Regions from separate parts of the Mus musculus genome. Here region 2 is linked to region 1. Evidence: chromatin loops called from intact Hi-C (ENCODE). Cell type or tissue: left cerebral cortex. All regions are shown on one strand. Each heading gives the region's core, and the rest is flanking DNA. Links, peaks and the distances in the headings are about the cores only. Region 1 has its middle 44 kb from the start of Neurod1. Region 2 overlaps Cerkl (ceramide kinase-like).

What was found. Hi-C counts contacts between places; a loop is a spot of excess contacts. Peaks named below come from ENCODE experiments on the same cell type or tissue, not always from the same donor. Only the 100,000 strongest peaks of a DNase experiment are listed, where the experiment ranks them.
Region 2: it touches region 1 in a loop (11-fold over the local background); 35 of 42 quality-filtered maps call a loop at or near these places.

Annotation. Positions count from the first base shown.
Region 1 is chr2:79,496,338-79,504,676 of GRCm38, forward strand. No RefSeq gene overlaps it. Among named protein-coding and RNA genes, the nearest start is that of Neurod1, 44 kb to the left of the region's middle. In left cerebral cortex, for the core only: a CTCF peak has its summit at 3,154 (motif pointing left); a DNase peak (open chromatin) is centred at 3,151.
Region 2 is chr2:79,367,550-79,375,888 of GRCm38, forward strand. Cerkl (ceramide kinase-like) reads right to left here. Exons shown (of 13, transcript NM_001048176.1): 3 at 1,131-1,262. Among named protein-coding and RNA genes, the nearest start is that of Gm22606, 23 kb to the left of the region's middle. In left cerebral cortex, for the core only: CTCF peaks have their summits at 405 (motif pointing right) and 5,043 (motif pointing right); DNase peaks (open chromatin) are centred at 3,356 and 5,042; H3K4me3 peaks cover 463 bases.

The sequences.
Region 1 (8,339 bases), core at 68-8,067:
TATTTTACACATCCATGTTGTTATTGTGTGTAATTATAGTTGCAGGAGGATGCTCCTTTGAAAATAAGGATTTTGATGTCTGCTTCGTCATCTTACACCTCTGGAAATGAAAGTTGAGCCAAACATCTATGATAAGTCATTAGTCATGGGTGAACATTACACGTTGTGCACTGAGTCTTGTTTTCCCTGGTGTTGACAGTGTAGGCTTTCAGCTTCAGAGCCTTACATTCCCATCTGCAGTTGTTTAGTCCGATTCTTCTTTGTCATCCCCACATTAGGAGATGAGGCTCTGTGTGCCTGGTTTGGCTTGGGAGGGCTCACATTTCCACCCAAATGATACAGCTAAATGTACTGAGAGGCAACCACACTAGCTTTGGCATAAATGACTAGGGAGTCCAAGTCTTTCTGAGTGTTTGATCGAGTACTAAAAGACCATAGCTCTAGGATCTGGCCAAGGGATGAGGTTTTTTAAATAGAACTCATAGCTTTGACATCAAATCAAGTAATCTCTTAGTTTTCAGGAAATTCTATTTTTGGAAGCAAAAGAAATTCATAGATGCTCGGGAATTTATGCTTCGGAATTTTCATGGGAGAATTATTTTTAGTTCTGATTTCTCCAAGCCTTCCTTCTCTCCCACTCCCCAAAGACAGATGAGCTCTAGAAACAGGAAATTAGTGAAGAAAAGAAAACACTTCCCAGGAGTATGTGATTTCTCTGCAGCTATTAGTCAGAATGATTTAGTGATATTCTTGCAAAAATATAAAATAAACAATAGAAGAAGTCTATGATGTCAGCAGGCTGGGGGTAGAATAAGAGTTCCACAGAACTTCTCTGTGCTACTGTAGAGACAGCAGTGTTGCAATGAAGAAGGATTTTGCCCTGTTTTTGCTGAACAACATCCGGGATCAATAATAGTAAAAAAAATAATATTATATATCCTAAGAACTAAGGAGGAAAATATAAGCAGGGAGTGTGATAGGAATTGACAGAGACATCTAGATGAGATGGTCAGAAAGAAAAGTCTACTGAGAAAATGATAATCAGATAGAGAATTTGAAGCAGGTGAGGGTGGGATCACGCAGAAGGCTGGAGGAGGTGCTTTCTAATGAGACTTAGCAAGGCAAAGGCCTTTGGGCAGGACTGTGGCTGGCAAGTTCATGGAGAAGCTAGAGGAAGCAATTAGAGGCATGAGCAGTGAGGTTGTAGTGAGAGATGTGGGAAATGTGCAGGAAGAATTCCAGGAACAAGGTGATACAAGGTCATTGTACATACATTGCAGCCAGACATGTTGGACCACACCTGTAAGCTCAGCTTTTTGAAGTCAAAGACAGTTTTGGATCAATCTAGTCAGTGCTACGCTAGCCTGAGCTAGGATTAAGTCCCTGTCTTGAAAATCAAAAGCAAGCAAGCAAACAAACAAAACAACAAAAAGAATATTGTGGGTCAGTGAGAAGCCTTGGTGGGTAAAGGCATTTGCTCACAAGCTGAATAACCTAAGTTTGATCTCTAGATCCTACAGGGTAGAAAGAGAAAACAAATTCCCTCAAAAATATCTCTGACTTGCACATGACCTCTGACTAGCACTCAAGCATAAGCCCACACACAAATAAGAAGATGTGCTGGCTAGTCTTCTGTCAACTTGACACAGGCTGAGATATCGGAACCTCCAATGAGAAAATGCCTCTCTCCATAAGAGCCCAGTGTAAGATATTTTCTTAGTGATTCATGAGGGCAGGGTTGGGTTGGCCCAGGCCATGGTGAGTGGTGCTATCCCTAGGCTGGTGGTCCTGGGTTCTATAAGCAATCAGACTGAGCAAGCCATGAGGAGTAAGCCAGTAAGCAGAACCCCTCCGTTGCCTCTGCATCAACTTCTGCCTCCAGGTTCCTGTCCTGTTTGACTTCCTGTCCTCTGGTTTAAATAGGAGCCAGGGAGAATCTAACTCATGTGATTTTTAAATGCTGGAATATAAACGTTAGAAAAAAAGTATAAGTCCAATAAACCCTTTCCTCCCAACTTGCTTTTGGCCGTGGTGTTTCATTTCTGTGATAGAAACTTTAAGACAATAAATAAATAAAATTATAATTAGGAAAAAAAGGTGTACAACATTTCTAATTGCTATAGAAATTATGATATATCAGAAGAAAAATAGCAAGTAATTATTTGGAATAATTATTTTAAAAAAGAAAGTACAGGGTTCTTTGAAGTCACAGATTGGGGATCTAATACACTCTAGGGGTTTTACAGAGTGGAACAATGTTCATGTTGAGATGGAATCACACCCATGAGCAGGGTAAATAGAGACTAGGTACTGTCTGTCACTAGGACAGCCGTGAGCTGCAGCTATTGCTAAAGCAGAGGCGGGTGCGTTAAAACACACTAGGGGTTGACAAGCAGGTTCATGATTAAGGGAGAGAACAAGAGGAATGGGGTGGCAATTTGAAGCTTAGGAAACGGGGAGCAGGTATATTGCAAAAGGTGTTGTAGGTTACTTAAGAGTTTGGATCTACCTGAAAGTACTGGAGAGCCAGGGATGACCAACAGGGAGATGAATGAATGATCAGGTCTATATTTCTGGAAGATCACTCTTGATGGAGACTGGAGAGCCCTTGGAGAGAAGGATGCTGCATAAGTGGAGCAGTTATCACCATCCGGTAGTGGTCCAGGGGGCAGGCAGCAGCACTAGTCACTATGGTAATGGAAAGGTGTGGACACACCGGAGATATTTAGGTTGACTGGATGTGGCATCATGATGGGAGAGGTTAGAAGACTGAAGATTTCATTCATCATTTCATTCTGGCTCACTCCACTTGATCCATGGTCATGCCACTGACACTGAACCCAGCATGAATAACAAGGTCAGAGATGTCTTGGGTCTCTTGGAGCCAGCCCAGCATCAATTTAACTCAAAGAAGAATTTTTTTTCTGCATTTTCTTCTTCTGCACTGTCCACCAAATGAAAAAAAAATAGAGACATAATCCAATCATATATTATTCCTTAGGTGAATTTGTTTAATCTTCACACTTTAAACGAGGAATATTATTTCTAAGCCACAGTCCCTGCAGATCTGTGTTCCTTTTCTGAGCTTGGCGATTTCACACACCAGCCTGAAAGATGCGGGCTTTTCTAAAGCTGAGCACGTGGCGCCATCTTCGGGACAGTTTGGCAAAGCCTCCTAAGCCAAGCTGACTGTGCGGTTTACACTGGAACTTTCCATCCAGCAACTCTGACTCCATCTTGTTCAGTCATTAAGCTGAGAGCAGTGTTTCTCCAAAGTCAAGTTGTGCGAACCGAGCCTTTGTCTCACAAGAACTGAATCTTAACACAGAAAACAGGAAAAAAAATGGAAGCAGATTTGCCTTCAAAATAATCATTCTAGTTTAGTGTCTGCACTCTGAAAAACAGGTTTTGGTCTTGGGGAAAAAAAAAAAAAACTGCAAGAGGAAATTAAGGCAGTGTGGCTGCAGGGTTTCTGCCTTCTTGCTCATCCTCTATGCACCTTCTGGCTTTGCTTGCAGGAGTTTTGCTCTGGTTTAAATAGGAGCCAGGGAGAATCTAACTCGTGATTTTCAAATGCTGGAATATAAACGTTAGAAAAGAAGTCACTCGAAACTTTGGCTTAGAAGATGTAATCTCATAAATGTATCCAAGCTCGACCTGAAGACTGAAAGGCTGTGAATAAGAAATCACTATTACACCAAGGGCTAGCCACACGAGGAAAATAACACTTTAGGAACACGATCATTTGGCTATGGTCTCATATGCTGAATCCAGATAGGTAAGTTCTAACCCCCAAATTATCTCTTTAGAATTTACTATCTTGATGAAATCTTCCCCCTGCTTCTTAGATGGAAGGCCTCCCTTGTGGCCCAGTCCTGAAATTAAGCCTCAGTCAAAGGCAACCTAATAACCTCAGCAGAAGGACTGAAGTTGAGGGCAGCAGACAACCTGGGACAATTCCCCGCCATGTAGAATTCAGAATGAATGTCTAGAGATTTGAGAGAGTAGGAACCTTCAAGAGGCCGGAATTCCAAAAGACTGCTATTTGCACAACTAGAGGAACTGCCCTTGCCTCATCACAGTCTGTTCTGAATCAAGTCAAGAGATGAAAAGCCATAGTCTCTGCAGATGGAGCAAACAACACATGCTTAGAACACTAAAAAAGGGACAGAAACATATTTCACACTGTTCAAGCAGTCGTTATTTTATGCTTCCCACTTATTCTTGATGACAGTCAGCACATGTTCAATGGTGATCAGAGAATGTTATCATATGGAGGTCACGCTGGCCCTTGTGGGGCCTTCCCCAGCACAATGATATGCTGTACCAGCGTACACTAGCACACTGGGCATTCTGGGCTGACTCTACCTGCACCTGGTCATCCTGCCTCCCTCTTGACAACATGCTATAGTCTGAAGATTCACAGGACTCTGATCTTATGTCTGTAACTCAGCAGCTCTTGATCTTTTGACCTGTTTCTTATAGTTAGTCTTAGTCTTCGGAGCAAAGACCTTTTTATAAAGTTTCCCTTTATTGGATTTTTTTAGACTGCTCATAATTTATGGAGATCACTACACTAGTCTTAACATTTTACATGCTCTAGTGAAAACTGTGTTTTAAGTGATTAGATGCCATCACTACTTTGCTTATGAACTCATTTTGTCGTTTGTTAAAATTGAGTTGAGTGTTTCTTATTCTAGGAAAACTTTTGCTCCTTGAAGACCAAGTAACTATACATTGATTTCTCAAGTGAGTTCACAAATAGCCACCGCAACCACAAGCAATATAGAAATATTCCCTGCATATGAAAGTAAATATTCAGATCTGAGCTTAGTGTTTTTGTTTTGATTTCCTCATTTTTAAAAGTAGAGACAAAAAATTTCCAGTTACATGGTTACTGGGCATGACCAAAGAAGTTGTACAGACTCATCAGTTCCATGCCTGGCATTAGTAAGCACTTGGTGCCTTCGCACCTTATGAGGACATTTTCTGAAATGTCTTTTTAAATGATACATGAAATTATTGCTGTCAAAGAGGTAACTTTGCAGAGGGGGGGGGGCTTTCCAATGGACAAATCATAGAATATTGTCACCACTGGATCAAAATCTAGTAGATAAGTTACACTGAAAATGGCAAAGTGACCACCAGGGTTCTACAGCTCCTTTCTTGGAATTGATGAACCAGGATATTTCATTGCTAACTGACCAAGGACCAAGAACGGTCCCTCAACAAGAACAGAAAAAAAAATACTAATAGCTCTAGGCTAATGCTTTCCATGTAATTGAATACTGTTCACCAGTTCAGGTCTATTGTGTGAAATACACACACACACACACACACACACACACACACACGAAAAATAAATTTAAAATTTTAAAAGGCTCCAATTCAGTTGGCAAAGTGCTTGCCTTGCCTGTGTGTGAGTCCTTAGATTAAATTTCCAATATCAGTTTTTTGAAAGGTGAAAAGGTTTCTTTCTTATAATCAGTGGCTTCTAAAAGGAATGTGTCAAATGCCTTTTTGCATACATTTCATACATTTTTATGCATGACATAATAAGACAGATGCCTTCAGCCATAGGTTGAGCAGCTATGGAAGGTAAAAAGAAGATAATAAGGTCTAGATTTAGACTTTATAGTTCTTGTGTGACTTTAGCCAGGTTGCCAAATTCTCTAACTCTCGGTTCCTCATCTACACAGTGGAGATTCTAACAATACTCCTGGCCTAGGTTTGTTATAAGTTTGAAGTTTTTGTTTGTGTAAAGCACAGGGCTCTTTGTATATAATTAATGAATGATGTTTTTAATGCTAAAAAGAATTTATTTTTAATCATCCTAAATTATATATCACTTTAAAGAGGCTTAGATACTACTGACACCCAGAGACCCTGATTCGGGGTTAGACTTTGTGTTTGGAAACAGCAGTAAGAATGGAATGGAGGAGCAAGTTTCTCCTGTGTAGCTGAAGAAGCTCACAGAAGAGCTGGAAAACTCTATGGCACTTAAGGAAAGATGGTCCTAATTTGGTGGCCTCAATAGAAATAAATTGGAAGGAAAAAGAACTCGCCGATGTAAGGAAGGGGCTAAAGAATCAAATGAAAGGTAAGATTCCTTTGTTGGAAAAGATCCATGGCTGGGGTGGAAAACTAACAAGATAGTGTTTCTGGATATCACAGATTACCACTGAAAGTCTGTCCGTTCTAATGATGCTCGATGCTATCATTTTGCACATGCTGAGACACAAGCGACATCACACATAGTAAGTCTTTCCCAGTCATGTTGCAGAGCACTGGTTAAGCCTCTCTGGTTTTGACTTATGGATCTTCCCCGTGCAGATCCCACGGGCCATCTTGAAAGCATGTCTACTCCAGACAGGCAGAAAAGGCGATGACCTGTGATGTTGGAGGTAACAGTTTTCTATAGGTCCCAGAACTGCAAGTGCTTACTATTTGTCAGAGGTTTTACCAGTCAGAAACTAATCTTACAGCTTTGCCCACATCTATCTGTATGCTCAAGAGAAAAGATACAGGTGTTGAAACACAACACAGCCTGTGCCTCAGGCACTGTTATACAAAACAACTATACTGTTTTTTTTTCCTCCCTGTAAACCAATACAAATTCCTACTCCATCGGAACAAGAGAAAATGGAGTCGCATCTGGAAATCTGGGGATAATTGTACTGCCTCTCATAACTACAGAATAAAGATGTGTGTATTAACTTTTAAGCAAATAAAAATCCATCTTTTTCAGCAAACCCTCCCATGATAGATTTGCTGTAATAATAACTAGCACTGAGCTCTTAATTTGCATGAAAAGGCATGCTGAAAGATTGATACATACTGCCCACTTTATTTAGGATATTAAAAAACTGAATGCATGCGTAATTGATATAAGCCCAGTACTGGGAGGCTGATGAAAGATCATAGTGGGTTCAAGGCAGCAGGAGCTACAGAGTGAGATACTGTAGCAAATAACCAAACTCCTAAACTTCAAGAAAGGTTTGAGCTACCCGAGATTATAGAAACAGCAAGTGACAAAGATTCAGATGGGTTTGACACTCACAGGCATCAGAATCTCTGGGCTCCAGTGGTTTCTTTTCACACTTGAGATTCTCTGCATGCTCATTTGAGATAGTGTTTGAGTGCATTGCTGGAAATATTGGTGTGTATGCTAATTCATAAGGCAGTCTTATGTAACAAATCCCACAATGCAAAGCTTAAGATTAACTGGCCATTGCTCAAGAGTCTATACGTTGCCTGGATGGCATTCTTTTCTGATCACTATTAGTGCATGTCTCTGATGATGTGGCTGGAAAGGTCAAGAAGGCTTCATTCAGAGCCCTACAGACCCTCTCTGATTGTCCTTCTAGGACATTTCATTATAGCCATTTTAAAAGAACAGGGTGGTGGCCTGCAATAAAGCAGAGTCATCCTGTGGCGTAGCAAAATAAATGTGGGACTAGAATGGGCTTGGCATCCTGTTTGATACATTCTATCACCCCAGTGTTTTTCAGCCTATGGGTCATGGTCCCTTTGGGGGTATTGAAAGACCTTTTCACAGTGGTCATGTAAGACCATTGGAAAACACAGATATTTACACTACAGTTCATAACAGTAGAAAAATTGCAGTTAGAGGTAGCAAGAAAAGTAATTTTATAGTTGGGGGTCATCACAACATGAGGAACTTTATTAAAATGTTGCAACTTTGGGTAGGTTGAGAACCACTGTATTGGCAGGAGTTATGAGGCCATCCCAGAGTAAAGGATTTAAAAAGGAGACTTAGCTGGGCAGTGGTGGCACACGTCCTTAATCCCAGTACTTGGGAGGCTGAGGCAGACTGATCTCTGAATTTGAGGCCAACAAGGTATACAGAATGAGTTCTGTGACTGCCAAGGATACACATAAAAACCCTTTCTCAAAAAAAAAAAAAAAAACCCAGAGAGAGAGACAGAGACAGAGACAGAGACAGAGAAACGGAATGGAAAATTCACAATTTTTGTGAAAGAAGTGGCAGAGAGCAATTCATTTATCCAGCACATACCAGTCTTTTGTGTGTGTGTGAGGCCGTCATCCCTATTTAATTCTTACAGGTAGCGTCTGGGGCTCACAGCTTTGGAGCCACAGCAGATTTTAGGACCATGGTTCTTAGGACTTGACGGTAGGAAAGCCATATCTATTTTTACTGGAAGAAAAGGTAACCTGACATGCTCTTAACAAAACATATGTACTCAGGGCATATTAGGGTTCCCATTGTAAAATATGGTAGACAACTCTTTACAGCCATTGCCTTGCAGAATAAATAAAGCAATGCCTCTGAATGTCTTCATGGCATCTCTGGATCT
Region 2 (8,339 bases), core at 27-8,026, 130 kb before region 1:
CTCTCCTCGAGAAACATGTCATTAGGACTGCGAGACTCTGATTGGGCCTGTCTCTTGAGTAGCCTAATTACATAATAGACTCTATTGACTACAGTGTGAAGCAGATTCCCTCTGCTATGGTGACGCTATATGGGAACAAAGCCAGGAAAGTTCTGGCCGTAGGCAAAATCCACCCTTCCTGGTGGACATGAGTTGACTTTTAATAAAGCAGAGGAATTTGGTCACCAAAATGTAAGTGCCCCAGATGGCGTTACTGACATTCTTTCTATTAATTTTTTGATTAGCTAATTCCCATTTTCCTTAGCAAGAGGCTAAGTACACTCTTATATTCGACAATGGATCAAGTTCCAGGTTTCTCCAAAAGCAACTTAAAAACAGCAGCATAGTGCTTAGCTTTGACCTCACCAGCAGGGGTCAGGGTCAGAACAAAAAACCAACCCAAGGGAGCCACAGAAAAACACTAGGCAGAAATTCGAAAGTAGCATACGTCTTCTCGAAGATGTCAAAAACCATAGTTTCCTTTCAAATAATACCTAACGGTTGTCACCATGAAAGAAGTCACCTGTATCAGAGTTTCTACTGCTTCGACAAAACACCACAACCAAAAACCAAGTTGCTGTTCGTTACTGAAGAATAGCAGGACAGGAACTCAACAGGGCAAGATCCTGGAGCCAGACACGAATGCGGAAGCCATGGAGGCGTGCTGCTTACTGGCTTGTTTCTCACGGCTTGCTTAGTCTGCTTTCTTATAGAACCCAGGACCGCCAACTCAGGCCCTTCCCGCCTACATCTCTAATTGAGGAAATGCCTTCAGCAGTAGGATCTCAAGTGGGCATTTTCTCAACTGAGGCTCCTTCCTCTCTATGACTCTAACTTGTGTCAACTTGACATCCAAACCATTCAATACAGAAGTTTAAAATATTGCTATTGCAATACAAAATAGCACGATAAAAGAATGGCAGCTCTGACGCTCGCCCAGGTTACGAGACACAGGAAGGGGACACAGGAAGAAAGCCCTACTGTTAGGAGCACCGTCCGTGCTTAGATAGGATGGCTGAGGGCTCCCTGTGGAGCTTTAAGTGGTACCCTTACACACAGACACAAACAGACAAACAAACCAACAGACGCACTTGTCACATCAGTCTCTATGCCCGCAAGCTTCAGCAGAGGCTCCACCTTCTCGTAATAGACGTGGACAGACTCCTTTCTGTGACTCTGGGGGTTGAGGAGGATCTTGAGAGCCTTGGGCCTGCTTGTGAAACCTAAAATGAAAATGAGTAAGGTTAGGTTGTCCATCAGAATATCCCACTCATATCTCAATGGCATTTGCTATTTGCGCCTTATAGTCTCCCTTGGATGTGACGTCATTTTAACCGGCTGCTTCCCTACAGGTGAAACACGATGCGCTCCCTCTTCGAGTAAACCGTGTGTCATAGGGAACATTTTATACAGAAAGAAGGAAATAAATAAACAACAGTAGCAGCTCACAAACATGAAAGCACGGCTGATGCCTGCTGACCCACGCACAGATCAGGCGCTGCTTTACGGAGGGAGACAGGCTGTGGGCTGTGACAAACAGGGAGGTGCATTTCTCCTTTGATATTTACATATACTGGAACAGGACACCTACTGACCCCAGGCCTACTGACATCTGACCTTCCCCATGACTCCAGGGACAGAATTGAGCAAGCAGGGAGGGGTTACTGTTTTCAACCAGCGCAGTGCATGCTGGTAGCTAACACAGGGCTTTAGGTCAGAGTTCAAATCCCAGGAGAGAGCAGGGGCGAAAGTGCTTCTCCCTTGGGGATTGGGAAAGCACCCACCTCTCAGAGGCAATCGGTCACTGTGCTGCCTCACAGTTGGGACTGAGATTTGATATTGCAATTTTCTGGGCTCTGCAAGACGCTTAGCACTGAGAACCCACTTGGAGCAGGTGCAGAGCAAATTGTCTGTTGTTAGGAAAGGGCAGGAGCCAAACGGAAGCTGACAACCATTTCTTTTGTAGTAAGCTGCTTTCGGAAGACAGCATTTTAAGGTTACAAAAGCAGTTAACATTCGTTTTGAATAAAATCATCACTAAAGATAAATGAAAGTAAATGTCCATTTATATCCAACTGTGTTTTATACTATACTTAGAATATTTTTCTCTTTCATTATATTTGAAGTAATAGACTTTTTTAAGTCCTACATACTGTTTTGAAATCAGGGAGGGCATGGGATGAGGAACAGAAGAGCCGTGTTGAAGTGTTTGGACATTCTCAGGAAGGCCTCAGGGTCTGTTTTGTAAGGAGCTTCATCGGTCTCCTGGTCACACATGCTGACACTCCCCCACCCCCAACCCCGCCGCCCCCCTTCCATGCCCCATGCCTCGCTTTTTTCAGCTCTTCTATTTGGATGAGCACTGAGAATCCTACATTGCAAGTGCTAGCTCCTGGGCCTTGTGTATCACTCACCACTAACCCACTCTGGTACAGGGAGGGCCCCATGTCTGTGCCAGTATGCTTTCCCAGATTTGCATAGCTCCAGCGTAGCTACTCCGGTCAGTGCTTCACTGTTCCAAAGCTGCCCTGGCCTCTCTGCTGTGGACACTACTGCCCAGGCCCCTTAAAGTGGCCATCAGAGAATGCAAATGTGTCCTGAAGCCAGTTCATCGCCTTCTCTTACATCAACCTTCAAGAGACTTATGGGAGGTTTGTTTTCTAACCTGGCCAGAGAAGATGGTGATGGTAGGAAGCAACAGCACAAGGGCATCTAGACTCAAAGCAGAGGCATGAAACACTATGGGAGTTTGTGGGGGTGGAACTGGACGGGACGGGAGTTTGTAGGGTGGGAGTGTATGGGGGTGGGAGTGTATGGGGGTGTCCTGGGGTATATTGGGGGTGTTTGAGGCAGTGCTACTTCTTAGGGTTCTGGAAAAGCCTTCTTGAAGAAAGTAGTATTTGCGTGAGGCTTCCTTCTCAACACAGAATGCCTTCTTCATTACTCTCCAATTAACAGTCGGACAGGGCTGGAACTTCTAGGTGCTGCCAGCGTAAGCGAGCACACAGAGCCAGGTCAACACCCGCGTTTCCTGAGCAATTTCAACTCCCTTTTGATAACTCCGGCCATTGTACTGCATCAGATGCAGAAGCTGCTGCCGGACCTTCTCCGTTCAGTTTTCTGTTTCTGTTTCAAACATGCTTCTAAAAAAAATTAAAATCCTACCAGTTTTTTTTTTTTCAAGGCTGCCGCCAAACCCCACTTCCTCCCAGGAGTCTGTCTTCATCCGTCCCCGGAGTCTGCCGGGTTCACTGCTCTGCACCATTTTACTCCAACCTCTTCTCTTCCGGTAACTTGTTTTTGTACCCTTTATACAATAGTCTCTGATTGGACGCCTTGGGGCTTCCACTAGCCAACCACAGTTCAATTAAAAATGGGAGGCTTGACAGTACTACATTACACTGTGCTGGGCTTGTTTAAGCATTCGGTTTGACAGGTTACATGGACACTAAGCAAATAACAAAACAAAAAAATAGTTGCATGAAACATTCCAAAGTTAGAAAACTCTTACTTTCAGAAATTAGAAAAATTGATTCAGGCAAGCAATAACGGATCCCTGATTTATCGGATGACAATTAGGCTATTTACATAATCCTAAACTTCACCCTTTACAAGCTACTGAAGCAGCTTTGTAAAGTTGTGAGATGTGAGATTCTGCATCTGATGAGAATACTGTTGCTGTCTCTTAACCAGGAACTGAGCAGGCAAATGTCTCCTTTGCTTTCACTAAACCAGGCCAGAGCCAGGAGCTGGCTTCAAGCTTCAGGTACCAAGAGTCAGAAGTAAATCCATCCTTGTCCATACACGTGTAGAGATCTACATTAGCCGGAAGGTCTTTTCGTTTGTAAACAGACAGTATCCATGCAGTTGGCGTTATAAAAACTGAATTTAATTTCTCCATTTTCTATGGTCCTAGTTTCGTCACCAACACCTCCATGCCTGCTGTGTATCAGGCAGAAGCAGGGGATCTGAGGTTCCATGAGTGAAGCCCTTGTCCTTACAAAGATGGCATCCTAATGGATGGACACAGAAACGAATTCAGATTTGGCCAGAAGGCATTCTACAGACAAAATTACAGCAAAGAAGAGGGAGAAGGTGACTCCCTGGTAGGAAAAGTCAGGTCTTCCAGAACTTTCCAGTTATTTCTAGGGACTTTGTTTTTTTTTTTTTTTTTTTTTTTTTGCTGCTTAGAAAGAGATACATGGTAAATTTTGAGCAAAGCAGTAATAAAACCTCTGGTTTTTAAGTAGGCTCACTCTGGCCTCGGTGTAGAGGCTGGAGTTCTTAGCAGAGCCACAGGAAGGCAAAATTAGTGCTGCTGGCTAAGGTTCTGAGTAGAATAAGATTGTTCTTGCATCAGTGTGGGTGCCATAGATGGTAACATTAGATTTTGCACCTATTTTAAAAGTGAAACTGAAACAGAGAGAAACAATGTGGCCACCAGTTCTTATACACAGTTTATCTCTCTGCTTCTCCCATATCTATCCACCTTTGGGCACTTTTCCCCTTTGGTGTCATATCTAAAGTGTCAGAACTTCTTCCACTTTAAAAATATATGAAAAATCTAATGTTAACGTATATGGCACCTACACTGATCAGGGCCCAGTTGGACTATACAAAGAGGTCTGGATCAGCTAGGGCTGTATAGTGGGACCTTGTCAAAAACAACAGCAGTCACAGGAAATTTATTATGGGAGAGTGTGGATAAAGTAAAAGACTCAAAAGACTTTGATGGATTTGACACAGATACTAAGAGAACATGTGTGAAAATAACAAATTGCACCCCAGCAGAGTATAACAGAATAAGTGCCAATAGCAGCTTTAGTCCTTAAGGGGAAAACAACAACAACAACCACACCCCCGGCACTTATACAAGGCAGTGCGAACTGGAGGCCTGAAGAATTGGAGTCAGAGCTGAGAGCTTTTAAGGGTGAGAGGAGAGAGGAGGAAAGAAGATAGCAGCAGCTCCAGGAATGAATGGTTCATAGAGGTGGTCACCCTGTTAGAGGACTGCAGGGGGAGCTGTAGGCCCTCAGGAGAGCTGGGTCACTCGTAAGGCAGGAGTGAGTCCAAATATCCTGTGTGTGTATGTGTGTGTGTGTGTGTGTGTGTGTGTGTGTGTGTGTGTGTGTGTGTGTGTGTGTGATAGGCAAGTGAAAGTGTAGACGTTGCTGATGGTGGGCCATTCTTCCCAGAGGACAGAGTGAGGGTGTCTGGAGCTGTAGGAAGCAGGAACCAGTGCTGGGTTAGTCCTTCAGATCATGGGAGGATGAGGTCAGTAAGGAAGAGTCTTTCTTCTTTGGTGCTGGGCTAGAAGTCACACTGTTTCTAGTTCTGGCTAGAAGGTCTGCTCCTAACGAGTCTGGATGTGAGAACGTCTCTCTTCAGCCTCTGGCAACACTAGCTGAGGAGCAACATTGCCCAAGGCTAGAGCTCTCCACAGACCATCCTGGTCAGCTGATTATGCTGTCCAAACCTGAAGCCAGATCCCTGGGAGGCCTTACGGCAATGCTTTCCTTTGCCCCAAAGGGCTTCGGTGGAAATGTGAGTTTGAGAAGCTTCTATAAACAGAGTAAAAAGGTAAACAAGGGACAGAACCTAAAATCTTCATCTGCTTTTTCCAGGACATCTAGCTCCCCTCCTGGGAGGCAAACACTGAGAAGGCTCTGGGAATCCTTCCATAGGCACACACAAGCAGTCTGCCTATGCACTCTAAGTCTTTATATGTCATATTTGTTTCTGGTCAGGGTTTTTAAAGATGATTTCGGGGCTAGTGAGATGGCTCAGGACTTAAAGCTCCCACCTCCAAGTTGGATGACCTGGGTTGGATTCTCTTTGACAAAGGATATGCGATTACGATGTCTATTTCATTCTAGTTTCAATTTAGTAAACATTTAGTGAGAAAGGTTGGACTATGAAAATATTTAAAAAGTTGCTTCCATTTTTCTGCAAGCTTGTACATCACGCCATATTTGTCAAGTGAGTTCTGTGTTTCCCTGGTTGTTTTCATCATAACAGTAGTTTGGCCTGGAGCAAAATCATGATTGCTTGTTGTATAGTGAGAAATACATTCCACAGTCTCTTTGCCCTTGCATTTTTATTTATGACATTTCCTTCATGCTGAGGTTTCTCAGTACTTACCACTGAGTTTCTCTCACATTTATTCTCTGATCTCTGAGTCTTATGTCATATTTAAAAGTCCTTTGGGACTTTAAACACCTCTATTTCTCTTTTAATACTTTTATGGTCTCAACTGCATATTCTTAAAAATTCTATCTGAAATTTATTCTGGTAGAAAAAATAAAAGGAAAAGTTGACTTTATATTTTCTCCACTTGGCAGTCCACCTGACCCAGCATCACTCATTAACTGATCAGCCTTTTCCCATGGATTCTGTTTGTTTCCATGATTAATAGCTTGGATTTTCCCATGTTCTATCCTAGGGTTTGTTCTCAGGACCCCATGTAGCTTGCCTGGGAGATACAAACCCACCCCCATTTCCCAGAGTTCAATGCTACCCTCAGATGCACAAAAATCCTGAAGGTGTAGCTCCTCCGGTGTGTGGCTGAAGGGCTGTTCATTTAGTCACTGTAGCACTTTGTTGTGGTCGTTGATGATGTTTGGGATGCTGGAAATTGAACCCAAGGCTTTGCACGTGCTAAATACTTGCTTGAGCCATACCCCACATGATCATTAAAATCAATTTATCTAGCATCATAAACCCTTCTGGTATCTTATAGGATTACGTTAAAATAGGTTTACCTTAAAGAATTTTATGATGTTCAATTTCTTTTACACAAAAAACATATATTTCTTCATAATTAATCCTTCTATATCCCTCAGTACCATGTTAACTATTTTCAGGTAAATGCTGAACAGCTGTACTCTTTCACCTTTTCTGTTGTTGCTGTCAAGATAATTCCCTCCATCCTGCTCCTTACTTTATATCAGTTGCAGAAATCAAAACTATTGATTTCTGCACATAAAGTATCTCTAATTCTCCCACTTTTCATCATAGGGTTTCCCGGTAGCCTCTTAGATGGTCTGGGTTAGCAATTATTTTTATCAGTAATAATGATCATTTTACATGCCCTCTTACCAACTGTTAGAAAATTTCACTTGCTCGGGATTCTATCTGCTATGGTTGGTCCTACCTGTCTAGGCCCTATCTAGCCTTACTGATAAAAGGCAATCCTGTCCCCACAGAGGCTGTTATGTCAGACACATATTAGCATGTTGCTAACGCATCCATGTCTTATGATTGTGAGCATTCAGACACAAGGCTGAGGCCAGGCTTCCTCGGACTTGTATTGCCATGCTGACATCAACTCCATGAACACACCATGAATAGAATCAGTGTTTTGCCTCTCTCTTCCTAGGCAAAAGTATTTCCTCTGACAATCAGGAATATGTCAGGAATATCCTTTCCAGTGTAGCAACTCATTTCTTAAGTCACATATTGGTTCACATACTGACATCTGATTTAGTAAGGTGGCCTACTGGCTTTAAATGTCTGATCAGATTGAATAGTTCTCATGTACCCATGGGACAGTATACTTATGATAAAACTTCTAAATCACCACTATCCAAAGTCATACAGAGGCAGGAAGCAGATATCACTGGGTATGAACACGAGAGGCCATGCTCTGAGTTACATCCCTTGACCTACAGAACACAGACAGCTGGGAACTCTGTTCAACAAACAACAAACATTTTTTCTGTCTAGAATACAGTGTGGTACAACAGGTACAAGATAAAGCTATTGGATCCATTGTTAGCCAAACCCCATCACTGCTTTTGATATCAAAGAGCCCCTTGCATTGTAAAGGATTCAAGTGTATTTAGCTGAGCCTTCAGGAGGTCTGCAAAGAGTGGTGTGAGATGGGAATACAAACCTACATCTAGATTCTGCCTCGATAAACACCGATTTTATACAAGTGTGGAGGGGATGCAATGTAATCCACACAATCAGCATGCTACCCAGTGATTGGCAAGTTCCTCTGGGACAAGGTACCACATGCAGGACTCAAGGCTGCTGCTGTGTTCCCAGTTAAGGGTGGTGGTACTCAGTCAGTCTTGGTGATGAGGAGTGGTGTTTGTTAAATCTGTGCTTCTCCCATGCCTGTCACAGTACCACTCTGTTTCTACAGATATCATTTATGTTGCACGTTCCTTTGCAACGATGGAGATCAACATCAATGGAAAGTGGCATGCTATCTTCTCTTTAGAATGAGTTCTCTTTGCCAGACATTTATGTAGGAGAGACAGCTCTGTGCTTTGTTGTGGAGATGTGTTCCCTAC